Linked DNA regions of Homo sapiens: region 2 is linked to region 1. A link is a loop called in an ENCODE intact Hi-C map of the cell type or tissue named here. Cell type or tissue: chondrocyte. All regions are shown on one strand. Links, peaks and the distances in the headings refer to the core of each region. The heading gives the core; the rest is flanking DNA.

Evidence for each region. Peaks named below come from ENCODE experiments on the same cell type or tissue, not always from the same donor. Only the 100,000 strongest peaks of a DNase experiment are listed, where the experiment ranks them.
Region 2: a loop joins it to region 1, with 2.2 times the contacts of the local background. A loop is called at or near these places in 11 of 110 quality-filtered maps.

Annotation. Positions count from the first base shown.
Region 1 is chr3:134,359,148-134,369,052 of GRCh38, reverse strand. AMOTL2 (angiomotin like 2) reads left to right here. Exons shown (of 10, transcript NM_016201.4): 3 at 1,250-1,556; 4 at 2,626-2,770; 5 at 3,144-3,236; 6 at 7,246-7,541; 7 at 8,640-8,947; 8 at 9,550-9,770. MIR6827 (microRNA 6827) reads left to right here and starts at 1,191; the gene lies at 1,191-1,249. RefSeq lists a silencer at 7,412-7,706 and an enhancer at 9,003-9,563. In chondrocyte, for the core only: CTCF peaks have their summits at 1,313 and 1,516; DNase peaks (open chromatin) are centred at 4,802, 7,392, 7,532, 8,862 and 2 weaker places.
Region 2 is chr3:134,236,930-134,246,834 of GRCh38, reverse strand. The region is part of intron 1 of RYK (receptor like tyrosine kinase); the gene reads left to right. Among named protein-coding and RNA genes, the nearest start is that of RYK, 9.0 kb to the left of the region's middle. In chondrocyte, for the core only: no CTCF peak of the experiment used is centred there; no DNase peak of the experiment used is centred there.

The DNA.
Region 1 (9,905 bases), core at 938-8,937:
CATGGCAGCAAGAGTCAGGGGCAGGCTGGGTGTGCATTAGTGCTGAGATGATGCACCCAGAAGGGGAATTCGGTTTTTGCGGGGCTTCTGGGACTTGGAAGATTCTTTGTGAAACTGAGGCAGTTGTGACACTGGGAATCACAAGGTCCCAGGAAGGCCCTTGGACTCCCCGTGCCTCTTGCCCTTTGCTCCTTCCCTCAACATGGAGCCCTGGGGGTGATGTTACACCAGTGCCAGAGGCCAATAGAATATTGTCCCCTGAACTCAGTGACCACAGTAGTCCAGAGGCAGCCCTTACTCCCAAGGAAACCAAGAGTTTGGGCCACATTTGTTCTCTAAACTGAGGGTAAACTGAGGCTCCTACTAGAAGAGATGGAGGATGGGCCACCATTATAGGAGCACCTGCCACCCGCCCAGCACTGGCCCAGCACTCTGCCAGGCCTTACATAGCGTCATCCTCAACAAATCCCAGCGAGGCTGGAGACCCTCATGATGCAACAGAGCAATGCCCAGTCTGTGGGGCTGAGGCACTCGCCCAAGGTTAAACAGCTGGAGCAGGGATTTGAACCCCTATTTGTCAGACTCTAGAGCTCAGACTCTTACCCTGACATTTGTCTCATTGCTCTAACCTTAACTGGAGTCTTCTAAAAATGACTCTGGGTGAGTGGGGGGTGGGGGGTGGCAGGACTTGAAATAGGAAGGAGAAAATGAGTGCTGCTTTGGCAGTCTTGAAACTGGCGACTCGTGTAATAGACACAAGGTTGCTGCTGGGGCCCAGCCACCAAAGTTGTCCTGGGGCCTGGAAGGTTATATGCTCAGTCATGATTGACATGGCCTCCAGCCCCAAAAATAACCTTCCATTGATTAGAAGTGTCAGGGTGCATTTTTTAAGATGATGTATTTAAGCATTAGTTGCTTAGGAGGCCCAGGATTGCTCAGGCTGATCCCCAAGGCCCCAGCCACTGTGAGGCGGGTATGAAACAAGCATCCTGACATTAATCCCCTCTAGCCCTGCTGTCTGACTCTTGAGAGCCTCAGGCAGAAACATTTGGAAAAGGCCTTCCCTACTGGTCCCTGCCTAACACTAGAGGGTTGAATAATTATCTGCAGTAATTTTAATAATATATTAATTATTGATAATAATTAACCATCTTCCCAGTATGCCTAGGAGTGGGGTGACCCCGGGCTGCTCTGGTGGGAGCCATGAGGGTCTGTGCTGTCTCTGAGCACCGTCTCTTCTGTTCCCCAGGATCCTGCAGGCCCAGGTGCCTCCTGTGTTCCTCCAACAGCAGCAGCAGTACCAGTACCTGCAGCAATCTCAGGAGCACCCCCCTCCCCCACATCCAGCTGCTCTCGGCCATGGCCCCCTGAGCTCCCTCAGTCCACCTGCTGTGGAGGGGCCAGTGAGTGCCCAGGCCTCCTCAGCCACCTCGGGCAGTGCCCACCTGGCCCAGATGGAGGCCGTGCTGAGGGAGAATGCCAGGCTGCAGAGAGACAATGAGCGGCTGCAGAGGGAGCTGGAGAGCTCTGCGGAGAAGGCTGGCCGCATTGAGAAGGTAGGCCCTGCTGGGGCTTCAGAAGGGCAGACCAGAAAGAGACCCCGAGGGGCTACCTGGGGAGTGGGTAGTCCAAGGAGAGGCAGAGGAGCCTGAAAACTGTTTGGCTGGATTTCTCCCTATCCCTCTGTCTTCCACCTCCCTCACTCCTCATGCACCCTCCTGAGCTGACTCCAGACAGCTGGGGAACAGCCGAGAGGCCGGCAGAGCAGGCCTGGAGCATGAACAGTTGCTGGCCAGTGGTGATTAGAAAGAGCCCATTCACCAGCTCCTTGCACACTCGCACCCTTGCCCTGCACACACCCCCTCCCATGGACACCTCCCACAGAGAGCCCTTTGTGTCCCCCACACAACAGCAAGTCTGTTCCAGGCCAGCCCTGGCCAAAAAGAAAACTTCTCCTCTTGGAAAAAAAATGGGCGACTTGTTGGAATCACAGGCCAGCTAAGAGCACGTGCGGAACCTGCCAGCAGCCAAGTGGGAGGAGCAGCCGGGGCCCAGCTGGCCCTCTGGGTGGATGGTGATGCCTGGGACACCAGGCAGAGGCAGCTCTGCCTGGTGCCCGCTTCTTTAGTGAAGGGTTACCAGTTTTCCGCTGAGGCTCAGTTTTAGCAGATGGCCTCAGGCCTCCCTTGACTGTCCTGTGGTGTCCAAGTTAGGTCAAACCACCCCATCATGGCTGGAGTCTTTCGGTGCCCACTTCTGGCCAACTGTACTCAGTTTCTTGGTGGAAGCCAGCCAAGAGTAGAATGTTTCCTTCTGGACACTGGGCACAGGGAAGCTGTGTTTAGTCACCCCGCAGGCAGCTACTTCCAAAGTACCTGGCCCTGGGTTCACTCAGCATCTGGTCCTTGGGGCAGCCGATGGGACCGTTGCTTGCTGGTCCCAGCAGTCTATTCTACTTCCGGAGGCTACAAGCTTCTGACCATCCCACCATAGTCACCTGGAGGTTTTGCTCCTGTTTGGTGGCCTCTCATCTGTCACCTTTTCTGATGGAGAGTAGTGGGTCAGCCTCGAATCACTCCCTGGGAGCTCTCGCCTTCATTCAGCTCTGCTGTCTGACTCTTGCAGCTGGAAAGCGAAATCCAGCGGCTCTCTGAGGCCCATGAGAGCCTGACCAGAGCCTCCTCCAAGCGTGAGGCCCTGGAGAAGACCATGCGGAACAAGATGGACAGTGAAATGAGGAGGCTGCAAGACTTCAACCGGGATCTTAGAGGTGAGAGCCAGTCACACAGGTGGAGGTTGGAGAACCTCTGCAGAGGACTTACTTCTTTTGTTCTAGAGAAAAATTGGGAATCTCTATTCTCTGTCAAAAGTGCAGATGAACTCAGAGAGCCAGGCTGAGACCCCTTTGGAGCTGCCCTGATAGAGAGATGCTTGTCTCTATGTACTGGGCCTAGGATCCCCTCAGGGATGATGGCTCTTGACAGAGGAGGCTCCCACCCATGGGGCCCTGAGCTGAGCTGGGGTTTCCTTATGAACCCATCCCCAATATGGAGGATACAGCCCCATCCTGATAGGACGTCAGGAAAAATCCCAAGCTGGCAGCTTCACCTGACACTAAAACATCTTTCCTTCCCTTGAAACAGAGAGATTGGAATCTGCAAATCGCCGCCTGGCAAGCAAGACACAGGAGGCCCAGGCCGGCAGTCAGGACATGGTGGCCAAGCTGCTTGCTCAGAGTGAGTAGGGGCCCCACTAAGAAGCCTGGCCTGTGTGCAGGCAATGGGACTGCTGCACACCCTCTGGACTAGGAAGATTGGCCTTCCCCCTTGCAAAGTAGTACTTTGGGAGCAGGTTTACTGCCCACTGTATGCCCAACACTAGACTGGATCTGGGGATAGTGGGGATAAGTGGCTTCCAAAGAAGAATAGGATCTAGTTCTGTATCTTTTAAGAAGATCAGCTGACACAAGAGGGAAAGCCAGGGAGCAGTGATTTGCTGAGCTTCGGTGCTGACCACCAGTGCAGTGCATTGGGCAGTGCGGGAGGCAAGGTAGCCCTGAAGACAGATGAGGTGAAGGAGAAGGACAGGTCTGAGAGCTTCCCAGGGAGTTCCTGGCAACAGAAAGGTCGGGAGTGTGCAATGGGAATGTGAGAGGTAGGGGGGCATGGTGGAGCTGAGCCATAGCAAGCCAAGTGGAGGCATCTGAGGCAGCCAAAAATGGGATCCTAGACCTTAACCAACAGATGCATTCTAAACGGGGCGGTCTAAGCATCCTTGAAGAATGGGCAAGTTCATTGACTAGTCCATTTATTCATTCATTAGCAGATGTGTTTTAAGCAACTGGCAGATGTTCAAGAGAGAATGGGAGCAGGCCCAGGAAGGTACCATGGCAGGGAGGTCAGGAAGGAAGTGGTGAGCTTAAGAAAGGAGCAGGTTCCCACAGATGCAAAAGAACAACGGGGGTGGCCCTAGAAACCGGTGATTAGGAGCCCCGGTGGCCTGAGAGAGGGGCTCTGTGGGGATGGCAGGGGTGGAGAGCCAGCCAGAGGTGAAGGAGCTATTGGGCAGTTCAAGAGGTACATGGGGTGGGTGGCAAAGGGAGCCCTGAGCTCAGCAGCAGGAGGCTCTAGCAATCAGAAGAGACTAAGAACAGTTATTTATTGAGCTCCTACTAGGAGCTTTAGTGCTGTTCAAGGTGTTTGCAGAGAAGTGGAATGGGAGTGGTTGGTAGCTGGGTAAACATGGCTTTGAGTCTTCACAGGAACCCTACTGTGAATGGCACAAAGGGTAGTGTGGGGTGCAGAAATGGAGGAGCAGCTTGAGGACTTAGCTCTGGCTGGCAGCACCCCTATCTTCCTTCAAAGAGGGTTCAAAGACTAGGGCAGGGAATGGGGGAACACAGCACTGAAGGAATTGACAGGGTGGGGCAGGAGGTAGGCTGGTCTCTTCTGGCTGGGTGGGGTGAGATGGCAGCGGCTTAAGGTCTCTGGGAAGGAGTCAAAGGGAAGGAGGGAGAAAGGGGAGGGGGCAGCCCTGGGGTTTCCCTGAGGAGTCTGGGGAGGAGAAGCTGCAAGGGCACGGCAGATTAGGGTGCCTGTGGAGGAAGGCGGACTTCTGGAGCCTGACTCTGCCAAAGAAAGGAAGCCATGGGGCGGGTTTCTGGGAGCTTGCTAGTGGGTGAGAAGAGGGGGGCCGGCCGGGAGGCGTTTCCGCTCCCCGGGGAGCGAGTGAGCGCCGAGCTGTTCTTGGCTCCTCGCTGGAGCCATTAATCTTGCAGCCGCGGGTGACCTGGATGCCTGGCATTCCAGAGCCGCGAGCTGTTCCGCTCCCGGCCCGCCCCCCGCCGCTCCCTCCCGTGCGCGCTGCCTGGCGCCCTTCGCCCGGCTTTGGGAGGAGGGAGGGTGAGCACAAAGGGAGCCTGGAACGTGGAGGTGGGGGCTCGCTCGCTGCCCAAGGCGCATCCCGGGTCCCGTCGGCGCCTCGCCTGCCTTCCTGCCCTCCTCCGCTGGCCTTCGGGCGTCCTCTTCCCACCCGCACCCAGACCACTTATTTCTTACTAAGGAGCTCTCCTTCCCGAGATCCCGCAGGCCCAAGGTTTTATCAGGGTCCTGTTGGTAGGGGATGGCCAGAGCTCAAAGCCTCCCAGCCCCCACCAGGGCCTTAGAGGTTGGACAAGGCTGCAGGAAGCTTCTGGAAGCAGAGGGCTGGGTCCTCCGGCCCCTTCCTCCCCCAGGGCTGAGGAAACCCAAGCAGCTCTTCCTTGCTCCCTAGTAGCTATTGCAAAGGGAGGTGTCTGATTGACCTCCCTTTTATCTGGGGTCAGTCAACACTAGGAAAGTGTGGCCATTATCACCAATGCCATCTGCTTTTCCTCCTAGGCAAGCCACGCAGCCCCCCAGCACTGCCCTTCTGGCCCTTCTAGGCCAGCAGTGCCCCCTGGGGATCTGGCCTTGAGGCCTGAGGCTGGCCTGTTAGCTCCACCCCCTTGGGAATATTTCTTCTCTCCCTGCGCCCCAGATTCTCCAGCTATAAGATGAGACAGAGTCCTTCCCCACAGAGTCATGCTAAGGCTGAAATGAGATGCAGGCCCTGGGCAAACTGAACGCACAGGTGGACTAGGGGAGGGTCCTCCCTGCCTGAGTCCCAACCTGGCTGCCCCTCCTCAATGGATGTTAACACCCCACTCAATGGATGTTAAGCCAGCGAAGTATGAACACATCCGTTTCAATATTATTGGACTTCCTCGTATTTTCCTCCATGCCACAGAATGATACCATCCTGGGCTCAGCCTTCAAACATCCAAAATGAATCAAGAGCTAACCTGAGTTGCCTCTGTGTCCTCCCTGCCCTGCCCCAGGGACCTGAGTAAATGAATCCTCCCTTCCACATGCCAAGGTCTCAAGCCTTCACCCTTCTGTTCCAGAACTTGCACTGTCCTATATGATAGGTACTTAGCTGCATGTGGCCCAAAGATTGAAATTAATGAAAATAAATTAAATTTAAAATTCAGTTCTCCCATCTTACTAGCCACATTTCCAGTCCTCAGTGGCACGTGTGTCTAGTAGCCACTGCATTGGAGGGTGCCGTATAGAACAATTCCACTCTGGCAGAAAATTCCACTGAATCAGAATGCTGTTCTAGAGACAGTGCCTTTAGGTTCATTAGCGGGAGCCCATAGCCCTGCCCCCCACCTGCTCTCCAGCAAGGTAGGCAGCTGACCTGCTCCTCAGGGGGCAGCCTGGGACTCTCAAGGGGCAGGTGCCTGGGAGGTGGATTTAAGGCTAGAACATCAGATGGAGGGCTCTGTGGTCTGGCTTGGGCTTCTCCTGGCCCTATGGAGAGGGCCTCTGAGCAGTTTCTTTGGGCAATTAACAAAATGATTTAAAAGTCAGGATAGCTTGACCCTTACACACTAATCTTTGGGCCATAGTCATTTTCACTGTACTGCAGACTTTGCATTTCCTTCTGAGCCTGGTTGCTTACATCTCAGTGTTCTTTTCAGACCATGGAAGGAAATGTAGCCCTCAACGGACCTCTCGGCCTGGGTCTGCAGAAGGAGCCCCAGAGCTCTGGGTGGCCTATAAGTACAAACGCCTCACCATGTAGCCAGAGGCAGCCTGGGCCTTTGTAGTGTGGCCAACTGGGGTTTCCATTTGGCAGCACCATTCACCTCCTATGTTTCTCCCCTATAAGTTGGGGATCCCAAATCCTCCCTGGAGGGGCTGGAGGATTCGTGGAATAAGATGTGTAAGGGCCTGGTGTGCCGACAGCCGATGGTGGTTCTGTTCCCCCTTCTTTCATTCTCCCACTGGAAGGAGGACCATGTCACAGCCTACCTGAGTCTCTATTTTCTCATCTGTACATGGGCATCACAGTTCCTACCTCAACAGTCTCGAGCCGTCACAAGGTTCAAGGGATATTGTGGATGTGTTTTAGACATGGTGCCCCTGGCACAAGTGGATGGTGTTTGGGGCTGTCCCATGGCAGTATGTCCCAGTAGAAAGGCAGGGTAGCCCAGTTGTTACTGCAAGGGTCCTGGAATTGGGCTCTGTCATTTACTCCTGACTTAACATGAGCCTTGGTTTCTTCTTCCATGAAACAGGGTTAATAGTGGTACCTTATTCCTGTTATTTTTGAGAGAATGAGAAGCAACTGTGCTCATCCAGTGGTCAGCACTGAGCCCAGGAGGCAATGGGGCCAGCCAACGTGGTCACTGTCACTGATCAAGCCTCTTTCTCCCTACAGGCTACGAACAGCAGCAGGAGCAAGAGAAGCTGGAGCGAGAGATGGCACTGCTGCGCGGCGCCATCGAGGACCAGCGGCGGCGTGCCGAGCTGCTGGAGCAGGCTCTGGGCAATGCGCAGGGCCGGGCAGCTCGAGCCGAAGAGGAGCTGCGCAAGAAGCAGGCCTATGTGGAGAAAGTGGAGCGGCTGCAGCAGGCGCTCGGGCAGCTGCAGGCAGCCTGTGAGAAGCGGGAGCAGCTGGAGCTGCGTCTGCGGACTCGCCTGGAGCAGGAACTCAAGGCCCTGCGTGCACAGCAGGTGAGCTGAGAAAGTCTCCAGGCTAGGGCAGCATCTGAGGATGTTGGCTTCCCTTCCTCCTCGGGGACTGTAGGTTTGGAGGCCAGGGCTGAGGCCCCGGGAGCCCCTGCTTAGATCTAGGCTGCAGGCCCGTTGGAAGGCGGCGAGGATGATTGCTCTCTGCTCCACCTTTGCTGCGTGCTCCCTTCCACTCGTTGTCTTAGTAGAGGCCCTGCCACCTGGCCCATGTCCAGCCTCGGGGGACTCCTGTCCTCGGCAGCAGCAGGGCTAGTTGTCCTTGACCTCTAGAGAAAGTAAGTCAGGAACCTGGATATAGAAGGCCTGCGAGCTTTTTTTTTTTTGAGATGGAATCTCATTCTGTCGCCCAGGCTGGAGTGCAGTGGCGCGAACGCTCACTGCAACTTCCACCTCCCAGGTTCAAGCCATTCTCTTGCCTCAGCCTCCCGAGTAGCTGAGACTACAGGCGTGCGCCACCACGCCCAGCTAATTTTTGTATTTTTAGTAGAGATGAGGTTTCACCATATTGGCCAGGCTGGTCTTGAACCCCTGACCTCACGTGGTCCGCCGACCTTGGCCTCCCAAAGTGCTGGGATTACAGGCATGAGCCACTGCGTCTGGCCACCAGCCAGCTTTTATATGCCTCCCCAAGATTGGGAGGAAAGATGGTTGTCCAGATCCACTGTGCTTAGCCTCACTTCGGACTTCTGTGTAAACAACTCTTGGTGTTTACAAACCAAATAGAGTTATTTCTCCACTCCCAAACCTACCCTTGCCACAGAGGTAGTGTGACTGAACCCCCTGGTTTGCCCAGTTCTGTTCTAATGTACACCAGTTTTCCCAGTATAATTATTGATAGCACCCCCTTTGCCAGTTTGGAGGATTATCTGTCTGGTCTCTATGCCCTTGCCCTAGGATTCAGGGCAGGGGTATGGGGACCTGTGCTGTATCCCCATTTCGGTAGAGGAAGGATGGGGAAATGTATGCTGTGTATGGCTGAACACGTACATGTACAAGTGACAGTCGTGTGGAGGCGAAGACCAGTGGCTGCCACACCCCAACCTGCACCCTTGACCACGGTCTCTACTCCTTGCTCTGCAGAGACAGGCAGGTGCCCCAGGTGGTAGCAGTGGCAGTGGTGGGTCTCCAGAGCTCAGCGCCCTGCGACTGTCAGAACAACTGCGAGAGAAGGAGGAGCAGATCCTGGCGCTGGAGGCCGACATGACCAAGTGGGAGCAGAAGTATTTGGAGGAACGTGCCATGAGGCAGTTTGCCATGGATGCGGCTGCCACGGCTGCTGCTCAGCGTGACACCACTCTCATCCGACATTCCCCCCAGCCCTCACCCAGCAGCAGCTTCAATGAGGGTCTGCTCACTGGTGGCCACAGGCATCAGGAGATGGAAAGCAGGTTCGGCATTGCAGGCCAGGCACCTGAGGTTGGGGGGGTGGGTGGCAATGTCCAGTCACTGCCCTGCCCTTGATCCCTGATAAACAGGCCCCTTTCCCCATAGAGCTCAGCAGTCCCTCCTGCTTCTGAGCTGAACCTGCATGATTGGCACACCAGGCACTGTAAACATGCATTTGCCCAGAAATACCGAGTCCTTGGTCTGCCCAGGAGACTCTTACTGTGGAGGTGTTGGGTGCCATCCAGTGCTTGGGCCCTGCCTCCCCTCTCCGGAGTGCCGCCCTCCAGGATGAGGGCTGTGCCGCCACTATCATCTGATGAATCTGGAACCCATCCTTAATGGCCTGCCTTTGCTGGTGTGAGAAGGGCCCAGGGCCTTATGCACTGGTGGTTTTCAGAGCCTGGGCTCTAAGAGCATCAAATTCCAGAGCTGTGGTGCCATTTCTAAGCCCTCTCTGGGTCCCTGCTACAAGCACAGAAGGATCCAGCCTGGCAGGGTTGGGGGAGTTGGGGGGGGCTTTTCCTCTAACTCCTATGAGGCAGGAAGGGTGGAGGCTGTTGGATCTGTGGGTCTGACAATGTGGGCATGGCCTCTCACCCCTCAGGTTAAAGGTGCTCCATGCCCAGATCCTGGAGAAGGATGCAGTGATCAAGGTCCTTCAGCAGCGCTCCAGGAGAGACCCTGGCAAGGCCATCCAGGGCTCCCTGCGGCCTGCCAAGTCGGTGCCATCTGTTTTCGCGGCTGCGGCAGCAGGAACCCAGGGCTGGCAAGGGCTCTCTTCTAGTGAGCGACAAACAGCAGACGCCCCTGCTCGGCTGACTACAGGTAAGAGGAGGCTACTGCTGGGATAGATTGAGAGGTAATTTCTCCTGGGCCTGAACACAGATTGCCAGACCTTTCCTCCCAGAACTGAGGCTATAGGAGCCAGGGCTTCCTGACCCTCTTCCAGGGGAGCTGGCT
Region 2 (9,905 bases), core at 712-8,711, 120 kb after region 1:
TGTTTTTTAGATCTCCTGTCTTCCTTTTTCTTGGTTTGCTTCATTTTGCTACTATGTATGTATCCTCAGTAGCTTCTTAGGAAGGAATGATGGGAGATAAATTACTTGAGGCCTTGAATGTCTGAATGTATCTATCCTGTCCTCATACTTTATAGATGGTTTGGCTGAATTTAAAATATTAAGTAGAAATACATTTTTTCATAATTTTGATGGCATATTCACAGTTTTCTGTCTTAAGGGTTTTTGATGAAAAGTCCAAAGCCATTCTGATGCCTCTTTTTTTCTGTTTTTTTGAAGCTCAGGTTCTTTTTCTCTGGCATTCTGAAGTTTTATAAGTTTTTGTGTGGTTGGTTGGTTGGTTCTTTCCTTCCTTTCTTCCTTTTCTTTCTTGTATTACCTTAGTGGGTCCTTTCAATCTAGAGACTCTTTTTAGTTTTCAGAAATGCTTTTTTTTTTTTTAATAATTCCCACCCTTTATTTTCTCTCTCTCTGTGTGTGTGTGTGTGTGTGTGTGTGTGTGTGTGTGTGTGTATTTCTTTCTGAGATGTCTGTTGGTTTGGTTGTTGAACCCACTACAAATGATCTTTAAATTTTCTTAACTAATCTCATGTCTTACGTATTTCTTTGTACTGGAAGGAGTGGGAGGGGGGGAATGGTTCTCAATTTTAATGATCATGTTTTTAAATTTTAGAATCTTTTTCTGTTTCCATTTCATTGCATCTTATTTTATGGATGTATTATCTTTACTTATCTCTGATGTGTGTATTTTTATTTTTTCTTTGTGTTTAATATATTTTTAATATTTCTTCTGTTTCCTCCAGTGTGGTTATTCATTTCAGGGATCTTTTCTTTGTTTGTTTAAGTCATAAATATCTGGTGATCCTTGACTGTCTATAATGAAGAAAAAGATCCTGAGGAGCTGATTGCAGAGGAGAGAACATGTGTGTATTGGTGGTCTAGTGACTTGTGAGTTCAGGTGGACTTTTCATTGGGAGTCTGCCCCGAATATCAACACCTTTACATCTCGTTTGGGGCCAGTGTTCACAATGAAGAAATCATCATCTCCTGCCTCTGGTATGCTTGGTGATATGCCAGCTGCCAGGGTTTGGGTTACCTGGCTGAGGGAGGGATGGAGGCTGTAGCCTTCGACTTCTGGCTACAGTTCTCCTGTCACTGTGATTCAGTTTCTTCAGAAAAAACTTTGGGTTTCCTGCTGGAACTGGGGATCCAAAAGCTTTGAACACCTCTTTCGGTGGCTCCCCCCTTGTCTAGGCTAAGCCTCACATCAGCCTTTGGCATCTCCTTGGTGCCTCAAGACCTGAGCCTCTTGGAGGTCCTGAGGGGCAGTGACCATTCCTTCAAGTACTTTGCCATCTTGCAAAAGTTTGTTTAAAAAAGCATGTTGTCTTTCCTTTTCTGTTTGTCCTTATGGTTTGATGTCTTTGTGATTTTTTTTTTTTAAACTATCATTTTAGAGGAATTTTGGAAGGAAATGGAGGTAAGGGATTATGGTCATTCCACAATGTGTAAATGGCAGTTAGGGTTTGGGTTTAACTATTGAAGATGACGTGTGGCAGTCTTTTTATATGAACAATATTACGAGTAGTTAATGGTGGTTGTAGTAGTAGTTGACACTTTTAAAAGTGCTGTCTTTTGTCTGTGTGGGGCATAGAGGTCATCCCTGTGTTATGTACTGTCATTTCCATTTTATAGATGAGTGTTAGTCTGCTCAGGCTGCTGTAACAAAGTACCATAAATTGGGTGGATTGTAAACAACAGAGATTTATTTCTCACAGTTTTGGAGGCTGGGAAGTCCAGGATCAAGGCTTTGGTAGATTTGATATCTGCTGAGAGCCCTCTTCCTGGTTTATGGATACTGCTTTCTCCCTGTGTTCTCACATGGTGGAAGGGGCAAACGAGCTCCCCTGGGTCTTTTTATAAGGGCTCTAATCCCATTCATGAGGACTGCTCTTATGAGCTAATCACCTCCCAAAGGGCCCTACCTGCTAATACCATCCCTTAGTGGTTAGGATTTCAACATAGAAATTTTGGGGTGACACAGAGAAATGAGAAAACAATAATCTTAGAGTAGGTATGTATTAATGACTAGCCTGGTTTTTTGGTAGTAGTAGGGCACACGGTCCTGATGGAAGTGTATAAGTTCTGAAACACCGAAAGCTTCAGAAGCTTTTAAACTCTGGTTGGCCTTCCTGTGTTCCTGGGCCCTGGTTCATCGCTTGCATTTACAAGCCTGTTACTTGCATAACAGGCTGCAATGTAGGCATTCATTTCTGCATTTTACTGATGAGGACCCTGATTCAGGGCCTTTTGGACAGTGAGTAGAAGGCCAGGTCTTGACTCAGTCCTGCCTGAGACCTGAATTCATACTGTCTCTTTATCAGCTCTGGAGGAGTGCAATTAACCAAAAACTCAAAGAGTAGAACCGCAAGCCTCCTGCCACAGGTGCTTGTTTGTGGTCTTTATTATTATGCTAATTATTCTTGCATCCTCCCATGTTCTTTAATTGATAATTTTCATTGTACTGAGCTCTGTGGAATTCCGGAGCCTGTGAAGGTGGCATATGGCTGGGCAGTGCCAGAAGCTTGGGAAGAACATGCTGGTGGGTGGGTGGGGAATGGTATAAACTGGTTATGCCAACAGTGGTGGTGGTGATAGGGGTCAGGGGGACTTTTGGGAAGAGGCCCCATCTCCCACCAGTTAGAAATTAACTTTGGATAACTTGCTTCTCCTCTTAAAATAAATATCTTCTGGAAAAGTCAAGAATGTTCACATTTTATTTAAAATCAAGTCAATACTAGTTGAAATCACTGTGTCCCAAATCAGTCCAGAAAATTTTTTTGAAGCTAAACCAAGTACCATATATTGTGGTAGAAAATGACAATTCAAAATTATTACACTCCTTTCCCTGAAGATCTCAGAATTTTGTAGGGGAGACTTGCATTTATGACTGTAACAGAGATAAGAGTTATATTGCTGGTTGACATAAGTTATTGTAGGAGCACTTACTTTTGACTGTGGAAAGGGCGGAGGGGAGACAGGCTTAGAGAGTTTAGGAAACTTGTCCCAGGGAAAAAAAAGACATTTGAGCCTCATCTTGAAGGATGAATTTGATAGGCAGAAAAGAGCAGTTCATACCAGGCTGAGAAAGTAGTGTGAACAAAGACATAGAGGGTGGAAGCAGCTGTGTGAAATTGTGGGGTAGGAAAAATCTAATGTGGCTGAGGTGAAAAATTAGCAAAGCCATGGAGCGCCACAGGATAAAGCTGGAAGGTAGGCTGAGGTTAGAGTAGGAATTTGAACTCTTACAGGTGAATTCTTCAGTGAGCTGCTAAAGAATGCAGACTAGGAGAGTGCGCAGTCAGGTCTGGGTTATAGGGAAGATAACTTTGGCCCCAGTGAAAAGGATGGCTTTGGAGAATGAAATGCTGGATCTGGGAAATGAGATAGAGCCAACCTTGTGATGATAAGAGGGATCAACTAAGGCAGTTGAAGGGGTGGGATGGATTTGTGAGGAATTTGGTGAGTTTGGAGAAGACTTAGTAGAAGAGACTTTAGGGCTAAAGAAAGGGGAGGAGTCACAGAGGAATCTAGGGTTTCAGATTTGGGCAACTGAACCAAAGGACCCTTTCCTTTTGGGAGAAGTGGTTGGTCAAGGGAAAGAAAAAGGAGATGAACCATGTATTCCTCTCCTCCCAGCACCCCTCTCTCCTAAATCTCAGAGCCCATGCTTGGTGGGGAGGAGGGGTGGAGGGTTGAAGGTGTCCTCTGCCCATGAGTCTGGCATAACCTGCCAGAGGGCCCAGATCCTGGGTGGGTTTTTGGGAGGTTAGCACTCTGCAGCAAATCCTTAACCCTAGGCGTTTTGGTGGAGTTGGTATTTATTTGAATCCATGTGTTCTTCATTGGGAGACAGGCAGAGACATTGTGCAATTGTGGGTTTGAGGGTTGTTTTTTTTCCTCATGCTACACATGTGAGAGAACTCTATCCAATTATGGCTAAACCTGTCCCCTGTGAGTCACATCCTGAGTTGACTGGTCAATTCCAAAGGTGCTGCCTAAAATGCTGTTTGGATTTTAAGAATCACTTTTGGGACAAATCAAACATGTGAGTATTTATTCAGGCACCTGAGTTGAGAAGTTCCATAGCATTACTTTTGGTGTTTTGATGCAGTTACGCCAATGTTCTGAAAAATCTTGCCAGCTACACATCCTAAAGCAAAACAAAAACTTGTACATGAAACAGAACCATTAGCTACTCTAAAATTATGTCACACTTAAAGGTATACATTTTTGTGCGTTGTTGATGTAAATCAAGTGCAATATTTTCTAATAAAAATTTTATTAAACAGCATTCATTTGTGAAGGTCCTCTTAAAATGTGCCAAAATAAACGTGTGTGTATTGCTCAGTTACATAATAAACAGTTGTTGAATGATTCTTTTTGTGTGTTCAGCAGTGATAATGCTGAGTGGATTTCATAGGTCTCATTCTTATCTTTTTTTTTTTTTTGAGACGGAGTTTTGCTCTTGTCACCCAGGCTGGAGTGTAATGGCATGATCTCGGCTCACTGCAACCTCTGCCTCCTGGGTTCAAGCAATTCTCCTGCCTCAGCCTCCTGAGTAGCTGGGATCACAGGCGTCCACCACCATTCCCAGCTAATTTTTGTATTTTTGGTAGAGATGGGATTTCAGCATGTTGGCCAGTCCAATCTTGAACTCCTGACCTCAGGTGATCCACCCACCTTGGCCTCCTTTCAAAGTGCTGGGATTACAGGCGTGAGCCACCTTGCCCGGCCTCATTCTCATTCTTATATAAATTTTAAGCTGGAATAGACAGCACACAAGTCTCTAGTTAGGGATCACCTGTAATTTAGGGAGGAGGAGGAAGAGCGTATCTTGCTGTATGCCAGGTACTTTACATATGTTCTCTTTTATCAACCATAGGAAGTCGGTGGCATTGACTGTTTTTTGTTTGTTTGTTTTTAAACAGATAAAGCTGAGATGCTGAGGTTGTGGGCAATTAACAGAATTTGCTGTAGGTCACAGAGATGTGTGGGGCTATGTGACTCCAAAGTGCGTGCTTTCTCTACTGTGCTGCCTTTGAAGGTTGACAGTTGACTTAGTCTTTAACCAAAATCATCTGAGAAGCTTTAACAAACTACAGATTCCTTGACCTACCCTGAGCAATTTGTTGAATTGATCTGAGATGGGGCTCAGGTAAATTAACGTTTTGAATGCCATGTTTAATTAATTACAGGAGGTACAGGTTTTCCACATTTGAACGTCTCTGAAATCAGAACCATGTTATAATCAGTGGGGAGAGTCATCAGTTAATAGCTTTTTTCTTTCTTAGTGGCACAAAAAATAAGGATGTACTTTAGATTAAATGAAATATGATATTATAAAAAGGTGATACTGTAAAGGGAACTTAAATACATAGTTTGTCACCTTTCTTTTTTTTTTTTTGAGATAGAGTCTTGCTCTTTCTCTCAGGCTGGAGTACAGTGGTGCAATCTCAGCTCACTGCAGTCTCTGTCTCCCAGCTTCAAGCGATTGTCGTGCCTAAGGCTCCTGAGTAGCTTGGGACTACAGGCGTGCACCACCACGCGTGGCTAATTTTTGTATCTTTTTTTTTTTTTTTTTGGTAGAGATGGCGTTTCACCATGTTGGCCAGACTGGTCTCGAACTCCTGACTTCAAGTGATTTCCCTCCCCCACCAACCCTGTCTGGGCTTCCCAAAGTGCTGGGATTACAGGTGTGAGCCACCATACCAGGCCTCCACCTTTTTTATGTGCATATGCATGTGTTTGTCACAACTTTCAGAATTGTAAAATTCACTGGTGGTATTTATTATTTGCTTACAGCAATAGCTGTGTAGTAATGCCCTTGCAGGGAAATCATAAAATGAATGAGATATTGTCATTAGATTAAGAGCAATAGCAAGGTTACTTTTCAGCCAAGAAGCTGCAGGCAAGGAGAAATGTCAGTGGTTCTCAGCCTTTTTTTGTGAAAGCCTTAGGCCCTTTCCCTAGAAAAAGGCATGAATGTCCACACATACTAAAATTTGTATACTGTGCTAGGACCTCTAGACTTTTGGGGCCTTTGAGGGACTCCTGATGAAAAGCTTAATGGGTACACCTGAGTGTCACAAAAACTGGTATATGTCATATTCTGTTTTACATCCTAAGATCTGACCTCCTACATGAATTTTTTTGAAAATTTGCATATATTAAGATTCACTCTGTTGAAAAGTTATGTAGGTTTCGACAAATGCATAGTGTCCTATATCCACTACAGTATCATAGACAGTAGTTTGCACCTTTAAAAAGTCCCCTGTGAATGGGGCATTTGTATTTATAAATACTCCCTCCCTTATATTTTAAATAAGGTGCTTTAAAAATGTATTTATTATGGAACATTTCAAAAATTCAAAATAAGGCATAATAATATAATGAATCTCTGTATACCCGTCATCCAGCTTCAGCAGTTCTCAACTCATAGCCAATTCTGTTTCATCTCTACCACCTTACCCCTACTCCACTCATTTGCCCTCACTCTCCTTATCCTCTACTTAGATTATTTTGAAGCAAATCTAGACATAATTTCATAAAAATATTCCAATATGTATATCTGAAAGAAATTCTTAAAAAATCTAAAATAACCATTATTGCACATTATTAAGAAATTAAGAATTTATAAATATCAAATATCTAAGCTGTTGAGCTTTTCCTGATTTATAAATATGTAAATGTATATGTAGAGACTCTTCTTGCCTACGACCTGGATCCACTCTTATCCCTGCCCCTCCCTGCACCACTCAGTTCCCTTGGTGCCAGACTCCTTCTCACCCTGGAGTCTACATTAGATGGCACCTCTGCCTTGCGTTCTTTCCCCAAATCTTTACATGGCTGGTACTTTCTAGATCTCAACTTAAAATGTCAATTCCCCAGAGAGGCTCATCTTCCTAGGGTTGATCCCCAGTGCCTCTCTGTGCTATCACACTGTTTTAAGCATCTGATACTTTTTTGGTTGTTTCCATCTCCTTTAGTGAAAGTTCTGTTTGAATAGACACTTTTTAGGTTGTTCCACTTTCTATTTTTAGCACCTAAAACAGTATCTGACATGTAGTAGGTTTTCATTAAAAGTGGAACAAATGAGTAAACAAGTGAATCATACTTACAAAAAAATTCACTATCCTGTGCCTTACTGGAGTCATCATTCTGTTGATCATTTCCCATGGCCTGCTTAGTTATTATCCAAAAGGGAAATTAGACTGAAGCTATACTTACTAATGGAAGTTTACATATGTTAATTTTTTATAGCTGCTTTTCTTTTCTTTTTTTTCCCCCTTTTTGAGACAGGGTCTCTCTTTGTTGCCCAGGCTGGAGTGTAGTGATGCAGTTACGGCTCACTGCAGCTTTGATCTCCCAGACTCAAGTGATCCTTCTGTCTCAGCCTCTAAATAGCTGGGACTACAGGTGTGAGCTACCATACCCCACTAATATAAAAATTTTTTTTTGTATAGATGAGGTCTCCCTGTGCTGCCCAGGATGGTCTGAAACTTCTGGGCTCAAGGGATCCTCCCACCTTGGCCTCCCAAAGTGCTGGGTTTACAGGTGTGAGCCACTATGCCTGGTCTTGATAACTTATTTTCTTTGGAGTTGCCTAATTTGCCTCTCCCATTCCCTTGCTGTCTCTGGGTAAGGCGCCTCCCATGTCGACTTCCATAGCTCCATACCCTGCATAAGCAGACCTGTATCACTGCACCCATCATATTTTGTCTCTCCCCTACTGCACCGAGGCTACCTTATGGCTTGGCACAGAGCAGTCTCTCAATAGACTGTTGGCCCACGCTACAATTGGAGGATGTGAAGTATTCAAGAGAGATTCCGGCAAAAGCCTTTATCAGTAATGAAAAGCTAGGAAATACAATTTCTAATTTTTTTTCCCCAAAATGCATAACCTGCTGTCCTATCCAGTCTATTTTCCATCTTATATACAGTATAGTTTTCAGCCCTAGCAATTTGACTTGGGTCTTTTTGTATTTTCCATGATTCTACTTAACTTTTTGACCATGTGGAGTACAGGTATAATAGTTGTTTCAGTGTCCTTGCTTGTATTCTAACATTTGTGCCTGTTCTGTGTTGATTTTGACGACATATCATGTTTACTTCCTGAAGTGGCACAGTTAGGAAAAGTTAGTGCCTGCAGATTCCTGGCTTTTCCTTGGGAGGAACAGGAGATTCCCTTCCATGTCTTCTTGAAGCTGATTTCTAAACCACCTATCAGGACCAAAAGGGTAGGCTTACCTGCTTTTCTTTAGGCAGAAAGAAGGCAGTCTGAAGGACGGAGGGGAAGAAGGGGTATATTTATGTTGTCTGCTGTTGTTGGTCATGCATACGTTCTTTCTCTGGAAAGCTCTCTCTAATCCTCCTTTCTGTGTATGAACATACACTCTCAAGACAGTTCTATCAAGACACTTAGGGTTGCAGGACAAATATATGAGGAAATGCTGAAGAATGTGGCAGAGAATTACACGAAAAATCATATTTAATCCACAGATTATTGCTTGAACAGCTATGGGATTGAAGATTTACATGCTTATTCAACTATGGGGAAAGGATGCCCCTGTTCTACAGTCTAATATTTTAATTCCTTGTCTTATAATGTAGTTAAACATTAGGTCTCAGCTAATTTTCTAGGCATAATATGACCACAGCTAGATTTATTACATTCTGATGAACAAACTGTTATTTTATCGATTTCAGCTTGTTACTTTCCATAACCTAAGAGCATTTGAAATAAGAGCTCCTTGTTTACTTTCCTTTTAGCATTCATTAAAATGTATTCAGTGGTTTAATACATGTTAAGTGATATTGGTTTTTTCTCTGATTAATGGCTCATATTACCACTGTCCTCAGAATCTAGAAGATTATCTTGACTAAATGAATTTTTACTTAAGGTTTAAATGGCATATGGAAACTGTGGATGATATAATAAAATAATAGTGTTTTGGCTGACACTAGGAAACCATGGATGATATCATAGAGTAATAGAATTTTGCGGCTGAGGAGAGGGACATTAACATCATCTGGTTTAACTTTTTTGTTTTGTAGTTGAGAAAATTGTTGTCTAGAGAGGGCGGTTAAGTAATTGGTTGCCAAAGGTCATTCAGCTACCTACTGGTGAAGCCAGGGGAAGGGAAGTAAGAACTGTGAACTCTGCTTTAGTTCTCTTTCTATGACATCACTTTTGTTTTTTTGCCTTAACTAATGGTTCTTGACATTTTCTTTAAAGTATCATTTTCTTTAAAACCCATTTTCTTTAAAACCCATCTTTGATGTAGTTGACTTTTATCGACAGCCAGCCATTCATGCATCTAATATTTAAGTAGTTACAAGTAAACTAAGACCCCAGCCTTGTTTGTGAGATGTGCAAGGTAATAGGAAGATGGACATTTGAAACAACTCCCTGAAATATGTTTTGTTAAGTGCTATAAAGGTGGCTTTTAAAATAAAGAGAGATGGTTTGCTGATTTAGCACGAATGAACCATATGTACAGCTTTGAGAAACCAATAGTCAACTTTTAAAATCATTTGGAAAAAATTTTTGAACTGTTGAATTATTAGAACTTGAGTTAGGCCAGTTCATGTGGATCACAGACCTTGAAATAAATTTGAACTTAAAATCGTCTAGGGAAAAATGAATTTTTTTTGATAAGCCTTAAGAGTTTTGCAAGAATAACTTTGGTTTTTTAGCTTTGAATTTGAGTTGTTTAAAAATAAAATTTTGAAAAAATGCCATGCTTTCTAACAAGAGAGCAACATTTTTCCTTTGCTGGAATTGGCAATGGGAAATTTAAGTCTGGTTAATGTAACTGAACAGC